Linked DNA regions of Homo sapiens: region 1 is linked to region 2. A link is a loop called in an ENCODE intact Hi-C map of the cell type or tissue named here. Cell type or tissue: body of pancreas. All regions are shown on one strand. Each heading gives the region's core, and the rest is flanking DNA. Links, peaks and the distances in the headings are about the cores only.

What was found. Peaks named below come from ENCODE experiments on the same cell type or tissue, not always from the same donor. Only the 100,000 strongest peaks of a DNase experiment are listed, where the experiment ranks them.
Region 1: a loop joins it to region 2, with 12 times the contacts of the local background. A loop is called at or near these places in 29 of 110 quality-filtered maps.

The regions. Positions count from the first base shown.
Region 1 is chr19:54,277,388-54,286,265 of GRCh38, reverse strand. It overlaps LILRB2 (leukocyte immunoglobulin like receptor B2), which reads left to right and starts at 5,156. Exons shown (of 14, transcript NM_001080978.4): 1 at 5,156-5,305; 2 at 5,722-5,803; 3 at 5,967-6,002; 4 at 6,191-6,475; 5 at 6,619-6,921; 6 at 7,158-7,454; 7 at 7,704-8,006; 8 at 8,327-8,377; 9 at 8,669-8,716. The coding sequence starts at 5,770. MIR4752 (microRNA 4752) reads right to left here and starts at 4,157; the gene lies at 4,086-4,157. RefSeq lists enhancers at 310-811, 6,043-7,242. In body of pancreas, for the core only: no CTCF peak of the experiment used is centred there; no DNase peak of the experiment used is centred there; H3K27ac peaks cover 1,184 bases; H3K27me3 peaks cover 466 bases.
Region 2 is chr19:54,583,305-54,592,182 of GRCh38, reverse strand. LILRA2 (leukocyte immunoglobulin like receptor A2) reads right to left here. Exons shown (of 8, transcript NM_001130917.3): 7 at 5,123-5,173; 8 at 1,896-4,982. The coding sequence ends at 4,837. Among named protein-coding and RNA genes, the nearest start is that of LILRA1, 5.9 kb to the left of the region's middle. In body of pancreas, for the core only: no CTCF peak of the experiment used is centred there; no DNase peak of the experiment used is centred there.

The sequences.
Region 1 (8,878 bases), core at 677-8,676, 310 kb after region 2:
AGGTGCCAGCAGGTAGGAAAGGGCAGGTAGTTCCCGGATCACAGGCCCCTAGGTGGCCGGCTGGACAGCGTGTGTGAGTCCTGAAGGGGCTGGACTGGGTTTCGGCTGCTCCGGGGTTCAGATGCTGGCTGTGATGGGGAGGGATGGGCTGGTCCCCAGGTCACCGGCAGAACCTTCAGGCGGGGCAGGCAGAAGGCTCAGGTGGTAGAGCCTGCGGCAGATCACAGGCCTGTGGGGACTGGGCTCTCAGAAGGGCTGGGGGCTGCAGCTGAAATGTCCAGGTGGGGGCAGGGTGGCTGTGCTGTGGGCCTGTCACTAGGGAGGGCAGCGCCCCTCGGCTGGGGCACTGGAGACTGGCAGCTGTGAGGCACAGGGCCCGCTCACACTTCCCTCCTGAAGAAGTGTCACTCGGTTTTGCTCTGGGGACACGTGAAAGTGCCAGGCCTCCCCACACCCTCCCTGGGCCTGGGGCAGCAGGGGCAGAGGCAGAGGTGGCAGTGACTGCAAAGGGCTTGTCAGGGGCCTCTGAGCATTGGGCTTTCAGAGGGCACCGAGCCAGGGCCACGGTGTTCGGGTGGGGGCAGGACGGGTGACTGGGGCCCTGCAGCTGGCAAGCCCCATTAGCAGGAAGGAAGCCCCATTTCGCAGGAAGCAACAGAGGTGGGCAGCTGTGTGGTGCTCAGCTTGGCTGCTCCTGTGCCCCAGCTGTCATACTTATTCTGGGGCCCACAGAGGTGCCTGGCCTCCTCCCTCCCTGCTAAGGCAGTGGCAGCTGGACCCAGGCTGCTCAGGGATCAGAAGCCTGTGGGATTCCACGTGGGCTCCAGTGGGGCCTTGGTACAGTCTCCAGGAGCAAACTGTGGGCCTCTGGAGGCCCAGAGGGGACAGGCGCTCTCCTGTGGGCAGGATCCTAAGGGCCCACAGCAGAGGTGTAGATGCCAGGGACCCCTCACTCACTCACCCCTTCCCTGTGTTAGGGAGGCTCTCACTCATTCACCCCTTCCCCGTGTTAGGGATCCTCTCACTCACTCACACCTTCCCCGTGTTAGGGATCCTCTCACTCACTCACCCCTTCCCCGTGTTGGGGAATCTCTCACTCACTCACCCCTTCCCCGTGTTGGTGAATCTCTCACTCACTCACCCCTTCCCCGTGTTAGGAGCCTCTCCTGGCTCCCACCTTTTCTCTTCTCTTCTCTCCATGTCCTCATGTTTCTCAGGTGAACCCCAGCATCCTCTTGGAAGATCCACTTGACCTGTTGGTATTTACTCGCTATTTTGGGTCCTCTTAGTGAGTAGGCAGACTCCAGCCCTTTCCATTCAGCCAACTTGAACCTCAGCCCCCAGTCATTTTCTTGCACTTTTTACTCTTGGGAAATCCAGTCCCAATGTGCTTGTCTTTCATTGGACAATAATTTTCATTTTCTCCAGTAGTTTTAAAATTACTTTGTATCTATTCTAGGTATCTTTTACTCTATCATAGTTAAGACATTGATGTTATTTATGAATTTGTTCACGTTAAACTCATGTTCTTTCTTCATTTCTATAAAAATGTCAACCATTTTCTTTGCAAGTATTTACTGAATAACATACTCCTTATTTCCTTCATTCTGAAAGTGTGATCCAAAGAGAGATATCTGTTTCCTCTTTTCATTCCATTTCTTGTGTGCATTAATTATCTTTTCTATTTTTTTCATTTCTAGTTTTTCTCTGATGACTAATGAAAAATTTTAGTAAATATTCTACACCAATACAATGTTTATCATTTCAGCTGTGTCTTGTTCTGGATGAAATTATTTCTAAATGTGTTAATATAATTTACTATTTTCACATCACAATAGCTTCCTAATTCATTTCTACAATTGCCTGTTTTTTCTCTAACGGACTCTTTGATTTTTATTCCTCTGGGGTGGGTTTTTCTCCCACACACCTGATCTTCCATATAGGGTTTCTCCCCAGGCTGACTCAGGAAGGAAAGCTGATGAGGGCATTGCTGTAGCCGCTCCTGCCCTGCGGTGTCCATGCTCCCAAGCTTAGAATCACCTCTGTGTTATGCCCGGCATGGCGGGGTCCATGTGAGCCTCACACTCCAGGGTCAGAGATGCCCGGTCCAACAATGATAAAGCGCATCTGTGTCATGCACACCCGGGAAGGTGGCTCAGTGCTGAGTGTAGCCCGGGTCACTGAGTCATCCCAGGGTCTGTCCACAAACACAGAAGAGGGGGAGTCACAGTCTCTAAGGTCCCACAGTTTCCTCCACTTTTTTCCTTGTTCTGAGAGTGAGACAAAGGGCCATGACTGTTCTGTGGGTTGGACAGATGCATGTTTCCACCTGCAGGCTGGAACCCAAGCTGAGGTCTTGAGCATCCCCAAGTACTGATAAAGCACTTTAGGTTGTTTCTAGAAAACACTGAAAAATTAACCCTTTTGCTAAAAGTGTAGAAACAAGCCCTCCCCTGAACCAAATTCCTGAAACTCTCAGGTTAAACTTCGTAACCCCATCCCTTCACTGCAGACTCCCAATAGAAAAGTTACAGGTGCAAGGATGAGATGACTTTGGTCAAACTCAGACCCCACAGGGCCAGGAAGGCCTGAAGGAGAGGAGGCCCATGCTTCCACGTCTCAGATAAGAACTGTTTCTAAGGACTTTTAAAAAACCCATAAGAAACTCTTCCATGTCCTTCAGCCCCTTCTGCTTTGACAAGGTTTATCACTAGATGTTCTTTAGGACGTCAGGAATTCAGATAAGATGCTCTCAAGAGAACCATTGACCAGCAACAGCATCTCCTCCAATGGACTGACAGCAACTCTGGCTTTGAACCTGTGGAACCAGGGAACTCTGTTTCCAGGCAGCTCTGTCAGGCTCTCCCTTGTTGCTGATAAGAACTTCCTTTACCTCTCTATGTACAGAGAGCTCTCTCTACGGTGCTTTTCCTCTACTCTCACGTCACAGGAATCATCAACACAGAAAAAGACTTCTAGGACCAGATGTATGGGGTTTTTTTCCCCAGACGCAGTAGCGAACAGCAGCTGGGTGTCCTCTAAGTCAGCTCTGGTGCTGTCTACCCAGAGACAGTCCCGGATCCCACAGATTGAAGGCCCATTCCCCAAAACTGCCCCCAACACCATTCCCAAGTCCAGACCTCCAGAACTTCTGACTGACTGGCTTCAAGTTGGGGATCCCATGCCCCACTCTTTGGGTTTGATTAATTTGCTGTAGCAGCTCACAGAACTCAGGAAACACTGACATTTCCTGGTTGAATACAAAGCACACTGCAGAGGACACAGATGAAGAAACTCATAGGAGGAGGCATGGGGGAAGAGGCCCGGGGCTTCCATACCCTCCCTGGGCGTCGCCCTCCAGGAGCCTTAGCATGCTCAGCCACCCAGAAACTCATGAAACCCAGTCCTCTGGGGCTTTTATGAAAGCTTCATGACATCAGCATTTCCTCCCACAAGGAACAGGGTGAGACTGTCTTCTGGGAGGGTCTTAAGATCCACTATCAGAAAGGCAGGGAACATTCGAGTCTTACTTTGGGTTAGGTGAAGGAAGGGCAGGAGGAGGTCAGAGGCCTCCCCTGAGGCCCAGCACAGCCAATGTTATAACAAAAGACTATAACAAGGGCTATGGGAGTTACAAGCCAGGAACTGCGGGTGAAAACCAGCATATATCACAACATCACACTTCCCTCTCTGGACACACTGTGGCTTGCCATGCCATGCACTCCATATTGTAATCCTTGCTTCTCACTCCCAAATAAACTCAAAATCCAGGCAACCCTGGAGCAATGCAGCCTTGAATTCCAGGGGTCTCTTATATGCACACTTTTTCCAAACAAACGGGGATCAAAACTATAGCATTTGTGAGAAACAAGACTTGCGTATATGAACGGCAGACTTTTCCTATATGCAGACCCAGCAGAGACAACGTCAGGGCTGGAGTACGAGCAAGTGTTGGTACATGTAGGGGGTACTGAAACGAATTGCCTGTGTATCCCAAGAAACAACTGTACTGAGAGATCATATTTTCTAGGGGTTTATTTTTGGTTTTGTTTTTATTTTAGGTTAAAGCTTTGGATAGAATACCCAGTGTCTCCTTGTCCATCTGAAGAACATGCTGCTATGTGGAAGCACATCCTTGAGATCCACAAGGAGACACTGGGCAAGAAGACAAGGATGCCCCACTGTGCAGAGGTCCCCCTAATAAATGCTCTATGAACACCCTGGTGTTTAGTGCTTCTTTCCTTGGAATTCCAGCAGGTCTGGACAGTTTGGTGCACTCCCTTGAGGGAATTCCCCTGGGCTGCTTGGGGTCCACTCCAGCCTCAGGTGTAGCTAGAGGACGCAGCCTCCCACCTTGGTCTGGAGCCCTGAGCCCCTCACTGTCATTGCAGATCCCGGGGTTCCTCTCCCGGCTCCACTCAGTGGTGGAAACCTCCACCCTAATGAGCCCTTGATGGTCCCGGGACCCTGTGGCATCTCACCTCTGGCCTCTGTTCTTTCTTGTGAGTCCGTCTACACTTGGGGTTTCCACATGTCTTTTTCTGCTCATGACCTTGATACTCTGGGTATTTCAGAAATGCTACACATACGTTTCTCCATTACGGTCAGATGTGACATCTTGAGTGGACTCATCAATCACCTACAGAATGTGGAGTCCAACAGCAAGATCCTCTCACGTCCCAAAGCCTCAGGTCTTACCCTGGTCTGGAAATCAAGCACAAATGAGCCCCTCCCAATGTCCCAGGCACCACTGACCCCACAACCACTGTGACGAGTGGGATTCATGACAACAATCTGCAAAGGAAGAAACTGAGGCTCAGTGATGGGACATTACAAACCAAGGTCACGTAGGCAGCGGATGATAACCAGTCATCAAATAAATATCAACTCCCTCCCCCACTCCCCAAATCAAAGCTCAAACATAAGTCATTGTTCCCAAAATGTTGACCAGGAATTGAGGTGCAGAGGGACGGCTAAGGACGCAATGGGCACCGAGGAGGCAGGAAAGACTCAGAGGTTTCTTCCCGGGGGGGAGGGAGTGGACGCTGGAGCAAAAACATTTAAAAAGGGGAAGTTAAGAGGGGACTATTTGGTTGAAAGAAAACCCACAATCCAGTGTCAAGAAAGAAGTCAACTTTTCTTCCCCTACTTCCCTGCATTTCTCCTCTGTGCTCACTGCCACACACAGCTCAACCTGGACAGCACAGCCAGAGGCGAGATGCTTCTCTGCTGATCTGAGTCTGCCTGCAGCATGGACCTGGGTCTTCCCTGAAGCATCTCCAGGGCTGGAGGGACGACTGCCATGGTAAGGACCCCACAACGCTGTGCTGATGGATGGGCTGAAGGAGGGAGGGTGACCATGTGGGAAGCTGTGAGAAGGAAGGGGAAGCCACTGCTACCCTCATCAGGAAGGGCAGACACAAGAAGCACCAGTTCTATTTGCTGCTACATCCCGGCTCTCGGTGAGACGAGGAGAAACCAGACAGACAGTGGCTGGGGGTCAGGAAAGACCCCATTACAGTCTGAAATGTCTGCAGAGGGCCCAGTGCCTGCCCCCACCTCAGCTCTAAAAGAATGAGAGTCAGGCTCCTGGGAGGGCAGTTCCGCTTCTTGTGTGGCTGCAGATGACAACACCCCATGAGAAGGACCCAGCCTCTGAGTGTCCACACAGGGTGGGAAGGAGGGGAGGCTATTTCTCTCTGTGTGTCTCTGTCCCGCCAGCACCGAGGGCTCATCCATCCGCAGAGCAGGGCAGTGGGAGGAGACGCCATGACCCCCATCGTCACAGTCCTGATCTGTCTCGGTGAGATTTGAAGAGAGAGGGGAGCTTCTAACCTAGGAGGGACCTCACCCCACAGCCAAACTCTGGTCCCTAAGGAGACCCCAGGGGCTCACAAAGATCCCAGGGAGGGGAGGACCTGCTCAGGCTTCAGGGGGCAAATCCCTCACAGGGAACTCTCTTCCAGGGCTGAGTCTGGGCCCCAGGACCCGCGTGCAGACAGGTGAGTCTGTCCCCAGCTCTCCCAGGTCCCTCCTCCTCACTGGGGACAAGGGGCCACCTCCGTGCAGCTGGGGATGGGGATTAGAAGTTCTGGACTGACTGATGGGGGCATCTGGAGGGTCCTGGGCTGAGAGCTGAGATCTGTTGGGTGGGAAATGACTTCGAATCTGACCTTTGATTTCCTTCCAGGGACCATCCCCAAGCCCACCCTGTGGGCTGAGCCAGACTCTGTGATCACCCAGGGGAGTCCCGTCACCCTCAGTTGTCAGGGGAGCCTTGAAGCCCAGGAGTACCGTCTATATAGGGAGAAAAAATCAGCATCTTGGATTACACGGATACGACCAGAGCTTGTGAAGAACGGCCAGTTCCACATCCCATCCATCACCTGGGAACACACAGGGCGATATGGCTGTCAGTATTACAGCCGCGCTCGGTGGTCTGAGCTCAGTGACCCCCTGGTGCTGGTGATGACAGGTGAGAGGACACTCAGGGATCCCAGCCCCAGGCTCTGCCCTCAGGAAGGAGGCTCTCAGGGGTGTCTCCCTCTCACAGCCCAGCCCTGGGGATGATGTGGGAGGTGGGAGCCCCATTTAACACGATGCCTCCTTCTCTCCTAGGAGCCTACCCAAAACCCACCCTCTCAGCCCAGCCCAGCCCTGTGGTGACCTCAGGAGGAAGGGTGACCCTCCAGTGTGAGTCACAGGTGGCATTTGGCGGCTTCATTCTGTGTAAGGAAGGAGAAGATGAACACCCACAATGCCTGAACTCCCAGCCCCATGCCCGTGGGTCGTCCCGCGCCATCTTCTCCGTGGGCCCCGTGAGCCCGAATCGCAGGTGGTCGCACAGGTGCTATGGTTATGACTTGAACTCTCCCTATGTGTGGTCTTCACCCAGTGATCTCCTGGAGCTCCTGGTCCCAGGTGAGAAATTCACAGCATTGTCTGGAGTTCCCTGAGTCTCCCTGAGTCTCCAGGCAGGTGGGGAGCAGCCGTGTCTCAGGGCAGTTCCAGGTGGGATGATGTTGGGGCGAGAGGGCTCAGGGGTCCTGGGGCCAGAGACACAGGAAGATCAGCAGTGGTGAGGCACCGGGGGAGAGGGAGGGTTTGTGGGGAAGCCTGAGGGTCGGCTCCTGGAAACCATGAGCACCTTTTCCCAGGTGTTTCTAAGAAGCCATCACTCTCAGTGCAGCCGGGTCCTGTCATGGCCCCTGGGGAAAGCCTGACCCTCCAGTGTGTCTCTGATGTCGGCTATGACAGATTTGTTCTGTACAAGGAGGGGGAACGTGACCTTCGCCAGCTCCCTGGCCGGCAGCCCCAGGCTGGGCTCTCCCAGGCCAACTTCACCCTGGGCCCTGTGAGCCGCTCCTACGGGGGCCAGTACAGATGCTACGGTGCACACAACCTCTCCTCTGAGTGCTCGGCCCCCAGCGACCCCCTGGACATCCTGATCACAGGTGAGGAGCCCAGCGGGTTCAGTCAGGGACCCAGACTCTGCACAGGCCCTGCCGGGGGAATCCAATTAGTGATGGCCAGGATGAGGCGGGGGGTGGTCCCAAGGGAGGGAGAGACAGAGAGAGAGACAGGGGATGGGTGGGGAGGGGAAGACTCAGAGAAAACAGAGACAGAGGCTCCTAGAGAGGCCTGGGGAGGTCTCAGCTCAGAGCAAGGTGGGGCAGCCCCTCACCCATCCTTCTTCTCTCCAGGACAGATCCGTGGCACACCCTTCATCTCAGTGCAGCCAGGCCCCACAGTGGCCTCAGGAGAGAACGTGACCCTGCTGTGTCAGTCATGGCGGCAGTTCCACACTTTCCTTCTGACCAAGGCGGGAGCAGCTGATGCCCCACTCCGTCTAAGATCAATACACGAATATCCTAAGTACCAGGCTGAATTCCCCATGAGTCCTGTGACCTCAGCCCACGCGGGGACCTACAGGTGCTACGGCTCACTCAACTCCGACCCCTACCTGCTGTCTCACCCCAGTGAGCCCCTGGAGCTCGTGGTCTCAGGTGGGGGCCTTGACCCTGTCCTCTCTGAGCTCAAAGGCTCAGCTCAGGCCCTGCCCCCCAGGAGAGCTCTGGGCTGGGATGGAGTGAGCGGGGGTCTGAGCGGGGCTCAGCCAGTGGGAGACTCACCCTCAGAGGGAAGGAGGACAACAGGCCCTCCCAGGCCTGCGCACACTCAGCGGCATCGCCAGCATCATGGACAGGAGAGGCGGGTGGAGGGAGGGGCCTGGGGAGGCCACAGGGCCCATGTAGAGAAATTTGGTTTGAGGTGGAGACTTCAGGAAAGCCCCAGCTCCTCACCCTCCTCTCATTCTTTCACCCAGGACCCTCCATGGGTTCCAGCCCCCCACCCACCGGTCCCATCTCCACACCTGGTGAGTCCCTGAGGCCTCTGGCTCGAAGGGAGCGCAGCGACCCCCAGGGCAGCTTTGAGTGTCCAGGAGGATCCCATTCCCTTCAGGGACTCAATCAAGGGCTTCTGTCCAGGGAGCTGGGCAGAGCCAGAGGAGGGGCCACAGGGTCCCCAGGGCTCTGAGGCTGGGCTGGTGAGGGGTGGGGGGTCAAGGCAGAGAGAAATGTTGGGGCCCAGCCTGGGGGAGGAGCAGCCGGGCTGATGTGGGGAGCAGGGCAGCCCCAGCCCTCACCTCCCCGTCCTGACCCAGCAGGCCCTGAGGACCAGCCCCTCACCCCCACTGGGTCGGATCCCCAAAGTGGTGAGTGAGGGGCTCTGAGTGGGAGGTGGGCGGGGTCCCGGGGAGGCAGGGGTGGGTTCTGTCCTAGGTTCAGGCTCCTCTGGAGGTGGTGATGTAGACAGGCTCCTCCCCTGCCTGGGCCTCAGTTTCTCCAAGTGTAAAGGAGAGAGGCCTGCAGGTGGG
Region 2 (8,878 bases), core at 618-8,617:
TGGCTTATAACTCCATACCACTGGTTACAGTCTTTTGTTAGAGTATTGGCTGTGTTAGGCCTTAGGGGAGGCCTCTGACCTCCTCCTGCCCTTCCTTCACCTGCCCAAGGCAAGACTCGAATGTTCCCTGCCTTTCTGATGGTGGCTCTTAAGACCCTCCCAGAAGATGGTCTCACCCTGTTCCTTGTGGGAGGAAATGCTGATGTCACGAAGCTCCTTAAAAGCCCAAGAGGACTGGGTTTCATGGGCTTCTGGATGGCTGAGCATGCGGAGGTTCCTGGAGCGTGGCGCCCAGGGAGGGCATAGATGCTCCGGTCCCTTCCCCCATGCCTCCTCCTATGAGTCTCTTCATCTGTGTCCTCTGCAGTGTGCTTTGTATTCAACCAGTAAACGTCAGTGTCTCCCTGAGTTCTGTGAGCTGCTACAGCAAATTAATCAAACCCAAAGAGGTGGTCATGGGATCCCCAACTTGAAGCCAGTCAGTCAGAAGTTCTGGAGGTCTGGACTTGGGAATGGTGTGTGGGGGCAATCTTGGAGAATGGGCCTTCAATCTGTGGGATCTGGGACTGTGTCTGGGTAGACAGCTCGGAGCCGACTTAGAGGACACCCAGCTGCTGTTCGCTATTGGGTCTGGGAAACAATCCCACACATCTGATCCTACAAGTCTCCTGTGTTGATGACTGTTGTGGTGTGAGAGTAGAGGAAAAACATCATAGAGAGAGCTCTCTGTACATAGAGAGGTAAAGGAAATTCTTATCAGCAACAAGGGAGAGGCTGACAGAGCTGCTTAGAAGCAGAGTTCCCTGGTTCCAGAGGTTCAAAGCCAGAGTTGCTGTCAGTCCATTGGAGGAGATGCCATTGCTGGGCAAGTATTCTCTCGAGAGCAGCCTATCTGCATTCCTGATGTCCTAAAGAATATCTAGTAATAAACCATGTCAAAGCAGGAGAGGGGTGAAAGACATGGAAGAGTTTCTTATGGGGTTTTTAAAAAAGTCCTTAGAAACAGTTCTTATCTGAGACCTGGCAACACGAGCCTCCTCTCCGTCAGGCCTTCCTGGCCCTGTGGGGTCTGAGTTTAACCAAAGTCATCTCATCCTTGCTCATGTGACTTTCCTACTGGGTATCTGCAGTGAAGGGATTGAGTTACAAAGTTTAACCTGAGCGTTTCAGGAGTTTGGTTCAGGGCAGGGTTTGTTTCTACATAATTAACAAAGGGTTAATTTTTCAGTGTTTTCTAGAAACAATCTAAGGTGCTTTATCAGTACCTGGGAATGCTCAAGACCTCAGCTTGAGTTCAAGCCTGCAGGTGAAAACAGGCATCTGTCCAGCCCACAGAGCAGTCATGGCACTTTGTCTTTCTCTCAGAACAAAGGAAAAAGTGGAGGAAACCGTGGGATCCTAGAGAGACTGTGGCTCCCTCTCTTCTGTATTTGTGGACAGAATCTGGGATTGCTTGGTTTGGTGACCCAGGCCACATTCAGCACTGAGCCACCTTCCCGGGTGTGCATGACACAGTCTCGCTTTATCACTGCTGGACCGGGCATCTTTGGCACTTGAATGTGAGGGTCTCATGGGCTCCACCATGCCAGGCATAACACAGAGCTGATTCTAAACTTGGGAGCATGGACACCGCAGGGCAGGAGCGGGTACAAAAATGCCCCTCATCAGTTTTCCTTCCTGAGTCATCCCTGGGAGAAACCCTGTATGGAAGATCAGGTGTGTGGGAGAAAAACCCACCCCAGAGGAATAAAAATCGAAGAGTCCATTAGAGAAAAAACAGGCAATTATAGAAATGAATTAGGAAGCTATTGTGATGTGAAAATAGTAAATTATATTAACACATTTAGAAATACTTTCATCAAGAACCAGACACTGCTGAAATGATAAACATTGTATTGGTGTAGAATATTTATTAAATTTTTCATTAGTCATCGGAGAAAAACTAGAAATGAAAAAAATAGAAAAGATAATTAATGCACACAAAGAATAGAGTGAGAAGAGGAAACAGATATATCTCTATGTGTCACACTTTCAGAATGAAGGAAATAAGGAGTATGTTAGTCAATAAATACTTGCAAAGGAAATAGTTGACATTTTTACAGAAATGAAAGATCATGAGTTTAATGTGCACAAATTCATAAATAACATTAATGTCTTAACTATGATAGAGCAAACGATATCTAGAATAGATACAAAGTAATTTTAAAACTACTGGAGAAAATGAAAATTATTCTCAAATGAATGACAAGCACATTGGGACTGAGTTTCCCAGGACTGAAAAGTGGTAGAAAAAATGATCGGGGGCTCAGGTTCAGGTTGGATGAATGGAAACAGCTGGCATGTGCCTGTCTCGTTAAGAGGAGTCAAAATGGTGAGTAAATACCGAAATTCTAAGTGGATCTTCTAGGACAGCATGATGGGGCTCACCAGAGAACCACAGGGACATGGAAAGCACAGAGGAGAAAAGCTGATAGGCAGGAGAGCCTCCGAACAAGGAGACGGGGTGAGTGTATTAGTCTAGGTTCCCTAGAGGGAGATAACTAATTTTAAGCCTTTTGATTTATGATACTGGGATGACTTTTTCCTCATTTAGGTCTTTTGTTATTTCTTTGAGCAGTATTTTAAAATTGTCAATGTATACGTATTGCATCTCTTTGGTTAAATGTATTTCTCTTTTTTTGAGACAGAGTCTCACTCTGTTGCCCAGGCTGGAGTGCAATGGCAAGATCTCAGCTCACTGCAACCTCTGTTTCCTGGGTTGACGCGATTCTCCTGTCTCAGCCTCCTGAGTAGCTGGGATTACAGGCGTGTACCACCACACCCACCTAATTTTTGTATTTGGTTAAATGTATTTCTATGCATACTTTTCTTGTAGACACTGTCATAAATTGACTTGTTCCCCCTAATATACACGTTGAAATCCTGAGCCCCATTAGCTATAAATGTGAACATAGTTGGAAATAGAGTCTTTGCAAATGCATTTAAGTTATGATCAAGGGATCATAACGAATTAGGATGAGTCCTAATCTGATCTGAGTGATATCATAATCTGAAGAAGAGAAAAGACACACACAGAAGAATGGGTGTGAAGACAGAGGCAACCAGGTAGGTGTAAGCATTGAGAAGATGGAGGCAGAAACTGGTGGGATGCTGCCCCAAGCCAAGGAGTGCCTGGACCAGCAGAAAGTAGAACGAGTCATTTAAGAATTCTTCCATCAGCCGGGCACAGTGGCTTACACCTGTAATCCCAGCACTCTGGGAGGCTGAGGCAGGTGGATAACCTGAGGTCAGGAGTTCAAGACCAGCCTCACTAACATGGCGAGACCCCCGTCTCTACTAAAAATACAAAAAATAGCCGGGAATGGTGGTGCACACCTGTAGTCCAGTAACTCGGGAGGCAGAGGCAGGAGAATTGCTTGAACCTGGGAAGTGGAGGTTGCAGTGAGCCGAGATTGCACCATTGCACTCCAGCCTGGGCAACAAAGCAAAACTCCATCTCAAAAAAAATTCTTTCATCGAAACTGCATAGTTCTGTTAACATTTTTCTTATGTTGTACTTGGATTTTTTTTTTTTTTTGAGACGGAGTCTTGCTCTGTCGCCCAGGCTGGAGGGCAGTGTCGCAATCTCGGCCCATTGCAAGCTCCGCCTCCCAGGTTCACGCCATTCTCCTGCCTCAGCCTCCTGAGTAGCTGGGACTACAGGCGCCCACCACCACGCCCGGCCAATATTTTTTTGTGTATTTAGTAGAGACGGGGTTTCACCATGTTAGCCAGGATGGTCTAGATCTCCTGACCTCGTGATCTGCCTGCCTTGGCCTCCCAAAGTGCTGGGATTACAGGCGTGAGCCACCGCGCCCGGCATGTACTTTGATTTTTAGGTGAGCCGTGTTATCTCCCACATCAGATATTAATAGGTTTGTCTTTTGTGGATATGCTAGGATAACAGTGTCAGAATTTCATTTGACCTGTGCCATAACACTGAAGTAGAAGTGATCATTGCCTCTGAAATAGAAAGGACTGTAGGTATATGGGTGAGCTCTCAGTGGGATGTGCCACAGGTCCCTGGTGCTCATTAGTGAAGACAGTTCTGTCCCTTGCTTCCCAACCCTGTATTCAGTGAGAACCCATTGGCACCTTGATTTGGGCCATGAGAAAAATATTTATGTCACAGAAATTGGTAGATACCACTAATTACAGTATTTTAGAGATGTCTTTTTCTGAATCAGCATAGCTGTGGTGTCACTTGAAATGCCAGTGTGATGATTCCAAGTGGTGATATTTCAGGAGAAATTACACAGATAGCATCTGAGAAAGAGGGAAGGGCTCATAAGGTACAGAGAGGGTGTCAGGGCAGCAGGGTGGATTTATGTTTTCCTGGTTGGAATCTGATCTCCTGTCGTTGATTTAGTTGGTGGTTCAGGTTTGGATCTCTGAACTGAAGAGACGGGGACTCAGTAAGTGACATCAAGGAGTGTGACAATGAGGAATAAGGAAGACTGTGTCACATGCCGTGGACCAGAGCACACAGGTGTGTGGAGGTGTGGACCCAACGGTGCCATGTGGGATGGAGCCTCATGTCTGGGGATGGGAAAAAAAGGGGATCCAGTCAAGGGAAGTCAACATTCATAGACAAAAAAATGTACCACAGTTTAATGATCTTCTAGGAATCACCCCAGACAGTTTCCTTACACTCAAATATTGATTGCTGTCTCTAGAAATGACCAGCATACAGTCCAGATAATGTAGGTCCTAGATTGTCCTCCAGAGCCTCCTGGGATCATCAGATCTGTCCCTGAGGCTCCACCACGCTGAAGGATGCATTGTCCTCTCTGCTGTTCACCTCCCGGCTGCATCTTGTAGGCTTCTCTGGCTGTGCTGAGCCTCAAATAGCAGAATCCCGAGGACCACCAGGACCAAGCCAGCCACACCCATGCGGATGAGATTCTCCACTGTGTAATCCTGGGGGTGTTGGCCTAGGGATGCTGGACAAAGAGGTCACAGAGGTCAGGGCAGATCGGAATCACCCCGGGACTCCTGTATGTCCACCCAGGGCACCCACCTCCCCTTTACAGGACCTGACCCTCTGTGCCAGTCCCATAACTGAGAGCATCTCCTCACTCACTAGTCGTGGAGTCTGTCTTGTTTTGTGATGGGCTGAGGGTCTCAGCTGCTTCTGAGAATCAAAACAGTGGAGAAGAGCCCTGAGCCCAGCCTCACTCCTGGGCTCTGCATTCTTCTTTTCCCCTGTGTCTCTTGACATGAGTTTTATGGAGTTCCTCAATAAACCCTTCCTCTGCTGTAGCAGGGTTCCCTCCAGTCTCCTCATTGAATTATTTCAGACTTCCTGTGTTCTACAAATCCAAACTCAGCTCCTGAGTCATTTGGGAGAGTTTTCCTGCATCCCGGGAGCTCAGCATGGATATGGTAAGTGGTCCCCAATACAGAAATAACCAGGACCTTATGTGCTCTCTGTGCAGCCTGGGACCTTGTGTGCTCTCTGTGTCCTCTCTGAGCCCTAACTGGCTGCAAGGAGCAGGTGCAGGACCACAGAAGCCAATGCTCCCCAGAGATGAGTTTCACGGATCCGCCAGCTGAGGACCCAGGCTCCATGGAGGAGGGGTTGGACCTCAGGGGCTCTTGAATGTCAGGAACACAAAGGGGTGAAAGTCTGGGTCTGCCTCCCCTTCATGCCCTCAACCACTTCACCTGGGGTTTCATCTTCCGTTTAATCCTTAGGTAACTAATTCCTCATACAGGCAGTAACCCCTAGAATGCAATACACGTGCATGCACACCCACCCACACACACAAATATGCATATGTTAAATGCTGGTGCTATCCGAGGTTCATAAATGAATACTTCTGCTCCAGCAAGTGTGAGTCTAGATAAGAAGACCAATAACAAACCTGTAAAGACCTGTCATGTCAAATATGTGAAGCATATGGATGAATACATATAAAAATGTGTTTAGATATACCTCCACTCACATCATGTGTAATGTATAGAACCTGTGTATATATGTAAAACTTCAGAAATGTATTTATTATGTAGTTATATACACGTTAATATTTGAGAAATATTGGCATGTAATTTAGAAATAAAGAAATAAAATTTCCATGTATTATGATTTCTAAAATTGTACCAGAAATTAAAGGAGATCATTGAAGAGTAATTAGAAAGGAGCCATTCTCTAGTGGGTGAATAACAAATAAAAAGAACATAATGAAACCAGTCACTTTCTCATGGATACCTATCCTTCTTTAAAAAAAATATAGGTGTCGCTTCCAAGATGGTCGAATAGGAATGGCTCCGGTCTGCAGCTGGATTTCTGCATTTCCAACTGAGGTACCTGGTTTATCTCATTGGGACTGGTTGGACTGTGGCTGCAGCCCACAAAGGGCGAGCTGAAGCAGGATGGGGTGTCGCCTCACCTGGGAAGCACAAGGGGTCGGAGGATTTCCCTTTCCTAGCCAAGGGAAGCCGTGACAGACTGTATCCGGAGAAACAGTACCCTCCTGACCAACTACTGCACTATTCCCACAGTCTTAGCAACTGGCAGACCAGGAGATACCCTCCCGTGCCTGGCTCGGCAGGTCTCACACCCACGGAGCCTTGCTCACTGCTAGCGCAGCAGTCTGAGATCGACCTGCGATGCTGCAGCTGGATGGAGGGAAGGGCATCCACCATTGCTGAGGTTGGAGTAGCTCACAGTGTAAACAAAGATGCCTGGAAGCACGAACTGGGTGGAGCCCACCACAGCTCAGCAAGGCCTACTGCCTCTACAGATTCCACTTCTGGGGGCAGGGCATAGTAGAACAAAGGGCAGCAGGTAGCTTCTGCAGACTTAAACGTCCCTGTCTGATAGCCCTGAAGACAGCAGTGGTTCTCTCAGCACCGCATTAGAGCTCCAACAACGGACAGACTGCATCCTCAAGTGGGTCCCTGACCCCCGTGTAGCCTGACTGGGAAACACCTCCCAGTAGGGGCCAACAGACACCTCAAACAGGTGGGTGCCCCTCTGGGATGAAGCTTCGAAAGGAAGGGTCAGGCAGCAATATTTGCTGTTCTGCAGCCTCTGCTGGTGATACCCAGGCAAATAAGGTCTGGCTGGACTGGACCTCCAGCAAACACCAACAGACCTGCTGCTGAGGGGTCTGACTCTTAGAAGGAAAACTAACAAACAGAAAGGAATAGCATCAATGTCAACAAAAAGGACATCCACACCAAAACCCCATCCCTAGGTCACCAACATCAAAGACCAAAGGTAGATAAAACCACAAAGATGGGGAGAAACCAGAGCAGAAAAGCTGAAAATTCCAAAAACAGAGTGCCTCTTCTCTTCCAAAGGATCGCAGCTCCTCACCGGCAACAGAACAAGACTGGATGAAGAATGAGTTTGACAAGTTGATGGAAGTAGGTTTCAGAAGGTCGGTAATAACAAACTTCTTCAAGCTAAAGAAGCATGTTCTAACCCATTGCAAGGAAGCTAAAAACCTTGAAAAATGGTTAGATGAATGGCTAACTACAATAAACCGTGTAGAGAAGACCTTAAATGACCTGATGCAGCTGAAAACCACGGCACAAGAACTTCGTGATGCATGCACAAGCTTCAATAGCTGATTCGATCAAGTGGAAGAAAGGATATCAGTGACTGAAGATCAAATTAATGAAATAAAGCAAGAAGACAAGATTAGAGAAAAGAGAATGAAAAGAAATGAACAAAGCCTCCAAGAAATATGGGACTATGTGAAAAGACCAAATTTATGTTTGACTAGTGTACCGGAAAGTGACGAGGAGAATGGAACCAAGTTAGAAAACACTCTTCAGAATATTATCCAGGAGAACTTCCCTAACCTACAAAGGCAAGCCAACATTCAAATTCAGGAAATACAGAGAACACCACAAAGACACTCCTTGAGAAGAGCAACCCAAAGACACATAATTATCAGATTCACCAAGGTTGAAATGAAGGAAAAAATATTAAGGGCAGCCAGAGAGAAAGGTCTGGTTACCCAAAAAGAAAAGCCCATCAGACTAACAGCGGATCTCTTGGCAGAAACTCTACAAGCCAGAAGAGAGTGGAGGCCAATATTCAACATTCTTAAAGAAAATAATTTTCAACCCAGACTGTCATATCAAGCCAAACTAAGCTTCATCAGTGAAGGAGAAATAAAATCCTTTACAGCCAAGCAAATGCTGAGAGATTTTGTCACCACCAGGCCTGCCTTAAAAGAGCTCCTGAAGGAAGCACTAAACATGGAAAGGAACAATCAGTGCCAGCCACTGCAAAAACATGCCAAATGGTAAAGACCACTGACACTATGAAGAAACTGCATCAATTAATGGACAAAATAACCAGCTAACATCATAATGACATGATCAAACTCAAACATAACAGTATTAACCTTAAATGTAAATGGGTTAAATGCTCCAATTAAAAGACACAGACCAGCAAATTGGATAAAGAATCAAGACCCATCAGTGTGCTGTATTCAGGAGACCCATCTCATGTGCAGAGACACACATAGGCTCAAAATAAAGGTATGGAGGAAGATCTACCAAGCAAATGGAAAGAAAAAAAAAAAGCAGGAGTTGCAATCCTAGTCTCTGATAATACAGACTTTAAACCAACAAAGATCAAAAGAGACAAGGCCACTACATTATGGTAAAGGGATCAATTCAACAAGAAGAGTTAACTATCCTAAATATATATGCACCCAATACAGGAGCACCCAGATTCAAAAACCAAGTCCTTAGAGACCTACAAAAAGACTTAGACTCCCACACAATAATAATAGGAGACTTTAACACCCCTCTGTCAATATTAGATCAATGACACATAAGGTTAACAAGGATATCCAGGACTTGAACTCAGGTC